Regions from separate parts of the Homo sapiens genome. Here region 1 is linked to region 2. A link is a contact called in ENCODE Hi-C data. All regions are on one chromosome and are shown on one strand. Each heading gives the region's core, a stretch centred on a gene start or an enhancer-like site at or near the end of the contact. The rest is flanking DNA. Distances are from core to core; before and after follow the strand shown. Region 1 holds the start of MICALL2 (MICAL like 2). Region 2 holds the start of BRAT1 (BRCA1 associated ATM activator 1).

What was found. A loop is a pair of places that touch in the nucleus more often than their neighbours do. Pooled maps may share reads with other maps.
Region 1: a map of naive thymus-derived CD4-positive, alpha-beta T cell shows a loop between it and region 2 (16-fold over the local background). The contact joins the promoter of MICALL2 here to the promoter of BRAT1 in region 2. A Hi-C loop is called at or near these places in 1 of 168 maps with a recorded cell type or tissue (naive thymus-derived CD4-positive, alpha-beta T cell), 2 of 37 single-sample maps with no recorded cell type and 9 of 50 pooled maps.

The regions. Positions count from the first base shown.
Region 1 is chr7:1,457,837-1,463,843 of GRCh38, reverse strand. It overlaps MICALL2 (MICAL like 2), which reads left to right and starts at 4,374. Exons shown (of 17, transcript NM_182924.4): 1 at 4,374-4,660. The coding sequence starts at 4,518. MICALL2-DT (MICALL2 divergent transcript) reads right to left here and starts at 3,925. Exons shown (of 2, transcript XR_001745046.2): 1 at 3,577-3,925; 2 at 1-2. RefSeq lists enhancers at 2,617-2,911, 2,448-2,999, 3,000-3,551, 4,975-5,697, 5,698-6,007 and a silencer at 3,882-4,601.
Region 2 is chr7:2,552,981-2,559,261 of GRCh38, reverse strand. BRAT1 (BRCA1 associated ATM activator 1) reads left to right here and starts at 3,738. Exons shown (of 14, transcript NM_152743.4): 1 at 3,738-3,775; 2 at 4,815-4,957. The coding sequence starts at 4,831. IQCE (IQ motif containing E) reads right to left here and starts at 283. Exons shown (of 22, transcript NM_152558.5): 1 at 45-283. The coding sequence starts at 80. RefSeq lists silencers at 1-401, 3,744-3,983 and an enhancer at 3,154-3,831.

The sequences.
Region 1 (6,007 bases), core at 3,125-5,624, 1.1 Mb after region 2:
CACTGGTGGAAGGAGTCAACCCCTCATAAGCCTGCCCCACCCCTCCGGGTGTGGCACCTGGGTCCCCACCTCTGCAGCGCCTCTTGGGGACCCAGGAGCTAAGCTAATGCAAGCCAAGGTGGATGTTTTGGACTGAAATGAGCGATGCCTCAGGCCATGTCCTCCCTGGGTCCCCAGCACGGGCCCTGCCACCCTGATGGGCTGAGAGACCCCTTTCTCCCTGCCTCCATCATCTTTGAGGGGTTCAGAACACGTGGAGGCTGGAAGTGGGGAAACAGGTCATCTGGCCTGGAAGTCCTGTCCTGGACCAGGGTGTACACTTGGGTAGGACACCAGCTGGGCCGACCTTCTCCCGGGCCTCACCTGGTGTCAGAGTCAGGGCCGCTGCCTGAGAGGGCAGGCTGAAACGGGGGGCCTTCTCCCCTCCCTCCTCCCCTCCTGTCTCCTCCCCTCCCTCCAGTCTCCTCCTTTCCTCTCAGAACCTCAGTTTTTTGAGGTGCAGAATCAATAGAGCCATTTATTTTGTAGATCATAAACAGGGTCTTGTTTTGTCACCCGGGCTGGCGTGCAGTGACATGATCACAGCTCATTGCAGGCTCGACCTCTCAGCCTCCATCAATCCTCCTGCCTCAGCCTCCTGGATAGGTGGGAGTACAGGTGTACACCACCACACTCGACTAACATTTTTGTATTTTTTGTAGAGGTGGGGTCTTGCTATGTTTTCCAGGCTGGTCTTGAACTCCTAGCCTCAAGCAAACCTCCCACTTCAGCCTCCCAAAGTGTTGGGATGACTGGCATGATCCCCTGCACCCAGCCAATCTTGGGTTTTAAACCCACAGCCAACCCACACCCATATATGTATGTGTACACACACACACATTAATGTCTCTGTCACCCAGTCTGGAGTGCACTGGTGTGATCACAGCTCACTGCAGCCTTCTGTTCTCATGTGATCTCCCGCCTCAGCCTCCTGAGTAGCTGGGACTACAAGCATGAGCCACAACACCTGGCCCAGAGCCACTTTTTTTTTGGGTGGCGAGCGGCAGGGTGGGGAGAGTCTTGCTGTGTCACCCAGGCTGGAGTGTAGTGGTGTGATCTCAGCTCACTGCAACCTCCACCTCCCGGATTCAAGCGATTCTCCTGCCTCAGCCTTGCAGGTAGCTGGGACTACAGGCATGTGCCACCATGCCCGGCTAATTTGGTATTTTTAGTAGAGACGGGGTTTCACCATGTTGGCCAGGCCGGTCTCAAACTCCTGACCTTGGGTGATCGTCTCAACTCAGCCTCCCAAAATGCTGGAATTACAGGCATGAGCCACCACCCCTGGCCCAGAGCCACTTTTAAAGGGTGGCTGTAAGTATCAAATGACAATGTAGGCATGGAAATTGGTGGGAGAAGTTGGAGTAGGGGCCTAGCCGGGCCCTGCTGCCTGCACCCCTTCCTCCCGCAGCCCCTGCACCTCCTCCCAGTCCCCTGCACCAGCGACACCAGCCTATCTTCGAGTCTTCCTTCCTGCCGCAGGGCCTTTACAACTCCTGTTCCCTTTGCCCTTTCCCCTTCCTCTCCAACAAAGTGATTCCTACTTAGCTTAGCCTCCAGGTCTCAGTTCTCGTGGTCCTTCCTAGGGAGGTTCTTGCTCTATCTTCTGTCTCCCTCTCTTCTCCTCTTTCTTTCTCCCCTCTCTTTCTCTCTCTGTCTCTTTCTCCCCTTTTTCTCTCTCTCTGTTAGTCCCAGGCTGAGGTCATCATCATTTCTAAAGGGCCTGAAGTCTGGGCCCCCATCTGAGTCCCCATCCTGGGGCCTGTTGAGCTCACACCGCTCTTACCTGTTCCCCACCCCTGGGTACATCATGCTGCATTTATTGCGTGCCTGGGTGGGTACATCATGCTGCATTTACTGCGTGCCTGGCCGTGGGGTAGCCCTTGGTGGAAGGGGACCATGATGTCACTTTGCAGATGAGGAAACTGAGCCCGAGAGAAGGCAGTTTCCCAGTGAGGCCAGAAGGCAGCGGGTTCCCCGGGTGGAGGCTCTGTGTTGGACGGGGGAGGCGTGTGCAGAGTCCACATGGCAGCCCTGGGGAGCACAGATGGGGACCCTGGGAGCCTTCGGTGGCTCCAAGGGGCTTCAGGGTGGGGGTCTTGGAGGATGAGGAGGAGGGGCGGGTGCTGGGGGCCGGTGCGGGCGCAAAGCTCTGGGGTCAGCGTGGCAGGGTGCGGCCGGGGAGATGCAGCGTGATAAGCCTGCGGAAAGTCTGATAAGCAACCTGGACTTTATTCGAAGGACAGCCTGGGAGGCTCCCGGCAGGGGAAGGGCTTGGTCAGGCCTTCTAGAAAGATCCCTCGGGCTGCTGGGGAGGGTGGACTGTGGTGGCTGGAGGGGCAGGAGGCAGCCCTGTGGGCAGAGGCGGGGGGACAGGTCGTCTGGATGGGAGGGTGGCAGCCGTGGGCAGTGGGGAGAAAGGACCATTTGTTTGGGGGTGTCCTGGCTCCTGGCTTCGGGGACCCTGGAGGGACATGGTGTGTGAGGTGCTGGTGGGCAAACGTCACAAATGCTGCCTCCCAGCTCACTGGTGCCAGAGGGGGGCCGCGCAGGATGGGCCACGGGGTGACCAGTGAGATGGCTTTTTAAGTGTGCAGTGGTAAAAGTTCACGATAAAAGTGAAACCCAGGCCACCTCCCACACCACTCCTTTTAAGGGAGCTGGGCCCTAACGCCTGTCCACCCCTGTGTCCCCCATCCCCCACTAATTCCCCCCGCCCACTGCCCCGCTGCTTCTGCTTCTTGATCTCTCCCTTCTTTTCCAGCTCTTCCGGTTCTCCTAACCGTTGCCCTGGGAGTCAAGAAAACCCGGTGCCAGGACCGGCTCCGGCTGTGCTGGCACGATATCCCCTGACATCCGCAGGTCAGGGACTGTGGCGGAGCAGCGGTTAGGGCCAGCCACATTCCCAGGCCACAAGGGCTCCCTGCCTAGCAGCTGCTTGCATGCCCCTGGTGACGGGGAGCTCACCACCTACACACAGGCCTCACTGACACTTAGGCAGCTGGCCATGAACACTACGGTGTCTCACCAGGGACCAGCCTCAGAAAAGATCTGGAACAGCACCATTGGCTGGGGTTGGAAGACCTCAGTTTCTCCTCCTCCCAAGGGGCACAGAGAAGCTGCCCTGACTCCCTGCCAGGGGCTACTGCGGGAAAACACCTTCCTTCCTGCAGGCCCTGCCCAGACAAGCCCTGGCCCCACAGCCAGGAGGGTAGGCCCCCCTCACATGGCTGGTGTCAGTGATTCCGCCCTCGTCCAGCCCCCGTGGCCACAGACAAGGTTCCCCAAGGATAACGGGGCCAGGGGCCAGTCTGGGATAATTTAGGGCCCCAGCAGAGGGACTTTCCTTATTTCTTCTGTCACAGCTCAAAGTGGAAAATTGGAACTACCCTGCAAGTCAGCCTGAGGAATCTCCTGCCCCAGGAACAGATCCTGCCCACAGGCCCCCAGAAGAAAAGCACAGGCCAGCTGTGCAACTCCGGCTCCACGGCCCCCTTCCTGGCCTCAGTTTCTCCTCTGGCAATGCCCAGGCCTCACCTCTGCCTTGCCTGGAACCCCCGCTGGCATGTAGCGGCCTGGAAAGAGAAACCAGATGCGGACGTCCTTTGAAACCCTGAAACACAAGGCGCCTCCTGCTCCCCGGGAGGCCGGGCTGCCGAGGGCTGAGGCCCTAGACAGGGCAGGGTGTTCGAGCCTCAGTGTCCCCGTTTGTCAACGGCCTTTCCTGCCTCTTCTCCATGGCGGTGGGGTGAGATGGTGGTGGGAGGTGGGGCGGCGAAAAAGAAAATTCCAGGTCTCCGCAGGGGTCCAGAATGGCAGGACCCCCAAGCAGACCGCGCCCCTTCACCGGTTGGGGGTCTCGGCCCTCAGCGGCGGGGCGGGGCCTGGGGAGGGGCCAGGCGGCGTGGGGCGGGGCCTGTCGGGCGGGACCTGACAGCGTGGGGGCGGGACTTACCAGGAGGCGGGACGTGCCTAGGGCGCGAGCCCGTACTGGGGCCGGGCGGCGTGGGGCGGGGCCTCTCGGGAGGCAAAACCTGGAGGCTGGGGGCGGGGCCTGTCCGGAGTCGGGGCCTGCCTGGAGCGGGAGCCTGTGCCGGGGCCAGGAGGCGTGGGAACGGGGCCTATCAGGAGGCAGGACCCGGCGGCTGGGGGCGGGGCCTGTCGGGAGGTGGGGCCTGCCTGGGCGGGAGCCTATGCCGGGGCTGGGAGGTGTGAGGACGGGGCCTATCCGGAGGCAGGACTTGGCGGCTGGGGGCGGGGCCTACAAGGAGGCGGGGCCGGCGGGGGCGGGGCCGGGCTCGGCTTCTCTTAGGGACCCGGCACTCGTCGCCCTCAGTCCGGCTCAGCTGGGGCTGGGCGCCGTGGGTCTGGCGGTTCCGTAGCGGTCCCAGCGTCTGTCCCGCCGGCCGGGCGGTCGCGGCACAGCCGCGGGAAGGTGTCGGAGGGCGGTTCCGCCGCGCGGCGGGCGCGCCGCCCACATGGCGGCCATCAGGGCGCTGCAACAGTGGTGCCGGCAGCAGTGCGAGGGCTACCGCGACGTGAATATCTGCAACATGACCACGTCGTTCCGCGACGGCCTGGCTTTCTGCGCCATCCTGCACCGCCACCGGCCCGACCTCATGTAAGTCCTGCCTGGCGCCCTTTGATTCTTCTGCTGTTCGGCTGCGCGCTGACACGGGCGGGGAAACTGAGGCCCGGGCGGCTGGGGGATGGGGAGCCGAGGCGTGGGACTGGGCAGGCACAGCCCACCGTGCAGCCCCCCGAGGCTGTCCTCAGTGGCCTCAGTGTGCCCGGACACCGAATGCAGCTGGGCCAGAGCCATGGCATCCCCCGCCCGCCGGCTGAGTCAGACGTGACTCAGGGCGGCTCCTGGGCCCTGGCTTCAGTCCAGTCCCCCTCTGTGTCCCTGGGAAAGGCCAGCAGAGCTGCCTCTTTGGGCCCTCCGAGGCTCTCACTGCCCAGGGGCCTGGCCACCAGATGGGGTCCCTGGATAGCCCTCGTATGGGCACTGACCCTCCCCCAGCCTGTTCAGGCCCCTGGGGGGATGTGGCCAGGGCCACTGTGGGGGAGCGGCCAGTGCAGGGCAGGAAGCCCCCAGACCCCAGGTGCTGCTGCCAGCCGGGCCTCTGAGGCCCCGGGTGATAGGGCCCGAGATGGAGAACAGCCCCCATCTCTGGGAGCAGCAGGAGGTGGCAGGGGTTGAGGACTAGGCTGTCTCTCCCCAGGAGGGTCTTGGCGTGTGTAGCTGGGCAGCTGGCCCTGCCCGTTGCTGAATCTTGGCCCGAGCCTGGACCTGCTCCATTGTTTATTCACTCAGCAAACGCTCTTTGGCTAAATGACTGGGACCAGGCTTGCTGGGACAGAGATCTGTGTGTCGGGGCTGGGGGCCAGACGCTCAGGAAGGGGGGCCCTCAACGGCCACCTGCAGCCCAGGCACCTTCTGGGCAAAGCGTTCTCCTGAGTGTGTTTTTGGTGGGAAGGTCTCGGGGTTGGGAGGAGCCACAGGCAGCACCTGGGGCCTCTGTCAGGCCGCAGCTGTGCAGACCAGAGAACCGAGGCTAAGAGGAGGGGTCCTTGCTCAGGTCACACAGCCCCAGCCCGTTGCGCAGATCCGGGGCTCCTCCCCTGTGCCCCTGGACACTGTCCTGCCAGTCCCACTCTCTGCAGGAAGCTGGGGTCTTGAGCAACAGCCTCGGCCCCTGCTCTGAGGTTGTGACATGCATTCGTGGAGCCACCAGGGGCTTCCATTTGGCGTTTGGGCAGCAGCCGCTCTCCCTCGCCAGGAACGTGCCTCTGTTGCCCTTGCAGGCAGAAGATGCTGGGCACAAGGTGCGTGCTTCCACATGGAAAGCCTGACGCTGAGCTTTGAAGGAGAGGGCCAGGGACCTGGAGACTGGGAGAAGGACCCGGAATGGGGAGGAAGGCAGGCGAGACCCCACCCCCGGGGCTGCAGGGTCCTGGATGAGGC
Region 2 (6,281 bases), core at 2,489-4,988:
CCTCGCGGACGCCCGCCCGGCGTCGCCCCCTCGCCCGTTCTTACCGTGTCCAAGGCCGGCTCCCCGGTGCCCAGGAACATGGTGGCGGCGCTGCCCGGCCGCCCCTCAGGGTTGCTGGCTCGGGCGTCCGGGTCTGGGAATCCGCGGGCAGCCCTGGCCGCCCGCAGCCTCGGGGCCTTCCCTGGCGCCGGCCCGCGACCCCGCTGCCATGGCAACCAGGCCGCCGACCTACCCAGCCGGGTAAGCGACCTGCGTTCCCCCTGGGGCGACCATGCGCGTGCGCAGAGTCCGCGGGCGCCGGCCGGCCGACCAGGAGCGCTCCCGGAGTTCCCGGGGCGGAGCGCGGGGGCTGAGAGGGGGAAAAAAACCGGCCCGGCGCAGTGGCTCGCGTCTGTAATCCCAACACTATGGGAGCCTAAGGCAGGAGATTCAATTGAGCCCAGGAGTTTGATACCAGCCTGGGCAATGTAGCGAGACCCCGTCTCTCGAAAAATAAAATAAAAATAAAAGCCAGGCATGCTGGTGCACGCCTATAGTCCCAGCTCCTCGGGAGGCTGAGGTGGGAGGATCGCTTGGAGCCCAGGAGGTCGAGGCTGCAGTGAGCTATGATTGCACCACTACAGTCCAGCCTGGGCGACAGAGCAAGACCCTGTCTCAATCAAACAAACACACATAATAAACTTTCGTTTGCTTTCAGGGTCTCACCCAGGGCGCTTTGCTCTACGTGCTCCCTGTGCATAAGTACCTCTTGCCACTCTCCCACCCTTGGGCTTCGCAAACTTTTTGCCCTTCTCTTATCTAATTATAGAGCCAGCGCCTATCTACGACCTTTTATCTGTGATTCTGAATTCCACAAACTTCCGAAAGCCCTTCACAACTCATTTGAAGGCCAGACCAGTCCTAACCTCAACTCTCCGGGAGGAAAACTCTGAGCTGAGGCTATTTATAGTGCTTATTTATCCCACGGGGTGTACATGAGTGAGTTTCACTGAATAACTTCTTTTTTTTTTTTTTTTGACGGAGTCTTGCTCTGTGGCCCAGGCTGGAGTGCAGTGGTGCGATCTCCGCTCACTGCAACCTTTGCCTCCTGGGTTCAAGCGATTCTCCTGCCTCAGCTACCCGAGTAGCTGGGACTACAGGTGCGTGCCACCACGCCCAGCTAATTTTTGTATTTTTAGTAGAGACGGGTTTCACCACCTTGACAAGGATGGTCTCGCTCTCTTGATCTCGTGATCCGCCCGCCTCCACCTCCCAAAGTGCTGGGATTACAGGCGTGAGCCACTGCACCCGGCCCTGAATAACTATTAATACGTTTAATTATGGGGTGTGTGTCACACTCTGCTGTAATCTCATATTTAATGTACATGTGCCATGTCACATTTCTAAAATCTGAACAGTTCTGAATTCTGAAAAAACATTTGTCCCCAAAAGTTTGAGATAAGAAATTGTGGACCTGGGCCAGGCACGATGGTGGCTCACGCCTGTAATCCCAGCACTTTGGGAGTCTAGGGTGGGTGGATCACTTGAGGTCAGGAGTTTGAGACCAGCCTGACCAATATGGTGAAACTCTGTCTCTACTAAAAATACAAAAATTAGCCAGGGGTCGTGGGTGCCTGTAGTCTCAGCTACTCAGGAGGCTGAGACAGGAGAATTGCTTGAACCTGGGAGGTGGAGGTTGCAGTGAGCTGAGATCACACCACTGCACTCCAGCCTGGACATCAGAGCGAGACTCCACCTCAAAAAAAAAAAAAATTGTGGACCTGTGCAATACAATATTCAAATCTGGAGCCAGACTGCTTGGGTTCAAATCCAAACTGTGCCAATCCAGTAGCTGTAAGGCCTTATGAGTTAGCCTCTCTGTGCCTCATTTTCCTCATCTGATGGGCTGGTAGTGGTACTCTCCTACCGTTGCTGTAGAATCATACAAGTTTACAGTAAGTGAAGCACTTAGCACAGTGCTGTTGTTGAGTTTTCTTTACTCCACAATTACCTAACTGGGTGAATGTTAGTATCTCATTTCACAATGAGGAACCAAATTTCAGGGAAGATAACTGTGCATTTCAAACTTTTTCACACATGTAGTTCTAAGGATGTACGTGTGTGTGTGTGTGCAGGGGGCATGCAAGCGTCAGGGAAGTTGCTTTTCCAAGGTTACCCAGCACGGCTGGGCGCGTTGGCTCACGCTGGTAGTCCCAGCACTTTGGGAGGCCTAGGTGGGCGGATCACCTAAAGTCAGGAGTTCGAGACCAGCCTGGCCAACATGGTGAAACCCCGTCTCTACTAAAAATACAAAATTAGCTGGGCGTGGTGGCCCGCACCTGTAATCCCAGCTACTCGGGAGGCTGAGGCAGGAGAATCGCTTGAACCCAGGAGGTGGAGGTTGCAGTGAGTCAAGATTGAGCCATTGCACTCCAGTCTGGGCAAAAAGAGTGACACTCCGTCTCCATAAATAAATAAATAAAATAAAGGTGACCCAGCAAAGTCAGTGCTTTTAAATTTTTAAATTTTAATATCCATAGGAATTCTGCTTTGTTTCCTAAATCTGGTGTTGGCTCCCAACAATCTTGCTATAAAACAATGCTTTGGGAACATGAGCCTTGTCTATCCACTGGCTTTGAGACTCTCGAACACACAGTTAGTGTTTTGAACTCAATTTTTTGGACCTAGTTTTTCTGCCTGTTTGCTTTCTTAAAACACAGGGTCTTGCTCTGTTGCCCAGGCTGGAGTGCCGGGGCAGGATCATAGCTCACTGCAGCCTTGAACTTCTGGGCTCAAGCGATCCTCCCGCCTCAGCCTCTGGAGTAGCTGGGACCACAGGCGCATGCTACCAGGTCTGGCTGATTTTCTTTTTTTTTTTTTGAGACGGAGTCTCGCCCTGTAGCCCAGGCTGGAGTGCAGTGGCACCATCTTGGCTCACTGCAACTTCCGCCTCCCAGGTTCAAGAGATTCTCCTGCCTCAGTCTCCCGAGTACTTGGGATTACAGGCGCGCGCCTCCACGTCCGGCTAATTTTGATATCTTAGAGATACAAAAATTAGAGACGAGACGGGATTTCGCCATGTTGGCCAGGCTGGTCTCGAACTCCTGACCTCGTGATCCGCCCGCCTGGGCCTCCCAGAGCGCTGGGATTACAGGCGTGAGCCACCACGCCTGGCCTTTTTTTTTTTTTTTTTTTTTTTTTTTAAATTTTAAGAGATGGGGTCTCGCTTTGTTGCCTAGGCTGGTCTCAACTCCTGGCTTCAAGCAATCCTCCCAACTGCGCCTCCTAAAGGGCTGGAATTACAGGCATGAGCCACAGCGCGGCCGCGGAGGACTTAATTTGAGAACCTGAAGCTAAATGACCAAGGGCTTTGGTGCACGGATCAGGACGCTTCTCTCCGGCACATAGTTTTCTCGCTCCCGCCGGTGCAGACACTGGGCGCCCTGCAGGCGAAGCCCCGCCCCTCCGGACACAACCCCGCGCCTTCCTCAGAGATCCCCGCCCTCGAGACGCCCCGCCCACCCACCGGATGCTCGGCATGAACCACTAGGCGCCTGGCGGGGGTGATCTGTCGGAGCGACCGGCTTGGCGCCTGCCTGTCCCCAGCCCCTCTCAGCTTGAACTCCTTCCTTCAAGTCTGGGCCCTCGAGGCTTCCAGAGCGGCCTCCAGGGGTGCAGTCTCAGTTCCCCACGCCAGCCGTCTCCGTCCTCCGCCTCCTCCGGGCCTGGCAGGTGGCACTGTCCGGAGGCGGAGCCTTGGGCGAGGGGTGGTTGCGGCGGAGGACGCAACCGAGCGGTGAGGCGCGTGGGCCTTCGGGGGTCGAGGTCGTGGTAGTGGGGCGCGGGGAGGCCAAGACCCGGCCGAGGGGGGCGGGCGGGCCAGGGAGCAGCCCAGCCCGGGGCGTGCGCGACCTGGGCTCGCTTCCCAGCCCGACTGTGGCCGCCTGCTCTGGCGCCCCTTCTGGACTCTCGGGCCTGGCGCTCGCGGCCAAAACTGACTTCAAAGTGTGGGGAGGGTTCCTCTTCCCGGGACGCAGCCTTCCCGGGCATTGGCAGACGGTGCCCCGGTTAGACAGAGCCGCTGACCACCCCGCCCACCCCCGAGGCTGGACGCACGGATGCACACCTGGTCCTGGGAGAGACAGGCGCCCCTTCCTTTCCGCACCCCGCCGCCCCCCTCTCCCCCCCGCCGGCTTCAGATGCAGCCACCACTAATCCTGGGAGGGACAGACACACGGACAGGTGCCCCTTCCCCTCCTCACCCTCCTACTGGCTGCAGAACAGCAAATGCAGCCACCACTGACCCTGAGAGGGACAGACACACGGACAGGCGCCCCTTCCCCTCCGCACCCCCCTGCTGGCTTCAGGACGTCAAATGCAGCCACCACTTGACGCTGGGAGGGACAGAAACTTTCCAGCCCAGGCTGGCCCTGGGGCATGGGTAGACATCCCCTTGCACACATGGCTGACCCCGGAACTCAAAGATGCCCCTGACTCTGGCCCACCTGCAGCCTGGGCCAGCACCACGCTGTTGCCCCGACTGCACCAAAGACCAAGGGTGACAGACTTTGAGTTCCGGAGGCCTTGTGGTTTCAGCTAGACCCTCATCTGCCCCTTTCAGCCCCGCCACCAGCGCTCAGGGCCCCACCTAGACCAAAGCTTTGCATCCATCCCTGCAGTACAGACCTCTGGTCTGGGGATCATGGTTCTCCTGGTCTGAGATGAAAGTTCTGGGGCCCCTTCCCAGGCCTGAGCAGGCATGGTGGGCTGCTGTGACTAGAGCGAGCTGGGTCTGGAGTGGGCATTGAGGTTTGGCTCTCACATTGCCTTTGCAGGGCCTGCGGCCTCACCATGGACCCAGAATGCGCCCAGCTGCTCCCGGCTCTCTGTGCTGTTCTGGTAGATCCCAGGCAGCCGGTGGCAGATGACACCTGTTTGGAGAAGCTCCTGGACTGGTTTAAAACGGTCACTGAAGGAGGTAAGGAGGTGGTGCTGCTGTTTACTGCCTATCCAGAGACCAGACGCAGAGGCTGGGACAGGGAGCAGGGGCCAGATGGGGACTCCCCTGTCCTGGAGGAAGGGCAGAAACTGCCAATCAGATGTCTTTCCTTCACTTCCTAAGGATTATCTGTGGCAGACTGAGGGCAAGTTAAGATGAAGCCCGAGAGAATGATCTGGAGAGTTAGAGCCTGAAATTCAGCCAGTTGAGCCACGATCAGGGCACCCCAAGGTTCAGTTCTACAGAAGGCGTGAACAAACTTGTTTTATTGTTGTTCTCGTTGTATTTAGTGTGTTTAAGACATCAGATTTGTTTTCTTTCTGATTATGAAAGTAGGGGCCGGATGCAGTGGCTCATACCTGTAATCCCAGCACTTTGGGAGGCTGAGGCGAGCGGATTGCTTAAGTCCAGGAGTTCAAGACCAGCCTGGTCCAACATAGCGAGACGTCATCTCTAAAAAAAAAAAAAACAAAAATTAGCTGTGCCTGGTGGCGCACCTGTAGTCCCAGCTACTCTGGAGGCTGAGATGGGAGGATCCTTTGAGTCCGGGAGGTAGAGGTTGCAGTGAGCTATGATTGTGCCACTGCACCCTGACCTGGGTGATAGAGTGAGACCCTGTCTCAAAAAAAAAAAACAAAGTAATACATGTTCTTTAAAACATGAACAAAAGAGTAAAGAGGAAAATTAAACCATCAACGTTTTAATTTACTCCCAGCCTTTTCATAACACATAAAGCTGTATTTTTCTGGGGAAAAAAAAATGAGGTCATACTGTAAACACAATTTTGGTGTCTTGCTTTCTCTCTTGCTATCATAGTGAGTGTTTTCTCCACATAATATGTTAATGTTATTGACTACATGTTATTTGCTGTAGGAATAGACCATAATTAATTGAATCACTCCACTGTCAGATGTTTATATTTCTCATTTTTCATCATTTTAAGTAGTGTCATAGGTCAGGCGCGGTGACTCATGCTTGTAATCCCATCACTTTGGGAGGCCAAGGCGGGTAGGTCACTTGAAGTCAGGAGTTCGAAACCAGCCTGGCCAACATGGTGAGACCTCGTCTCTACTAAAAATAAAAAAATTAGCCGGGCATGGTGGCATGCGCCGTAATCCCAGCTACTTGGGAGACTGAGGGGGAGGATCGCTTGAACCCAGGAAGCGGAGGTTGCAGTGAGCCCAGATCGTGCCACTGCACTCCAGCGACAGAATGGACTCTGTCTCAAAAAAATAGTGTCAGTCGAGCGCGGTGGCTCAAGCCTGTAATCCCAGCACTTTGGGAGACCGAGGCAGGCAGATCA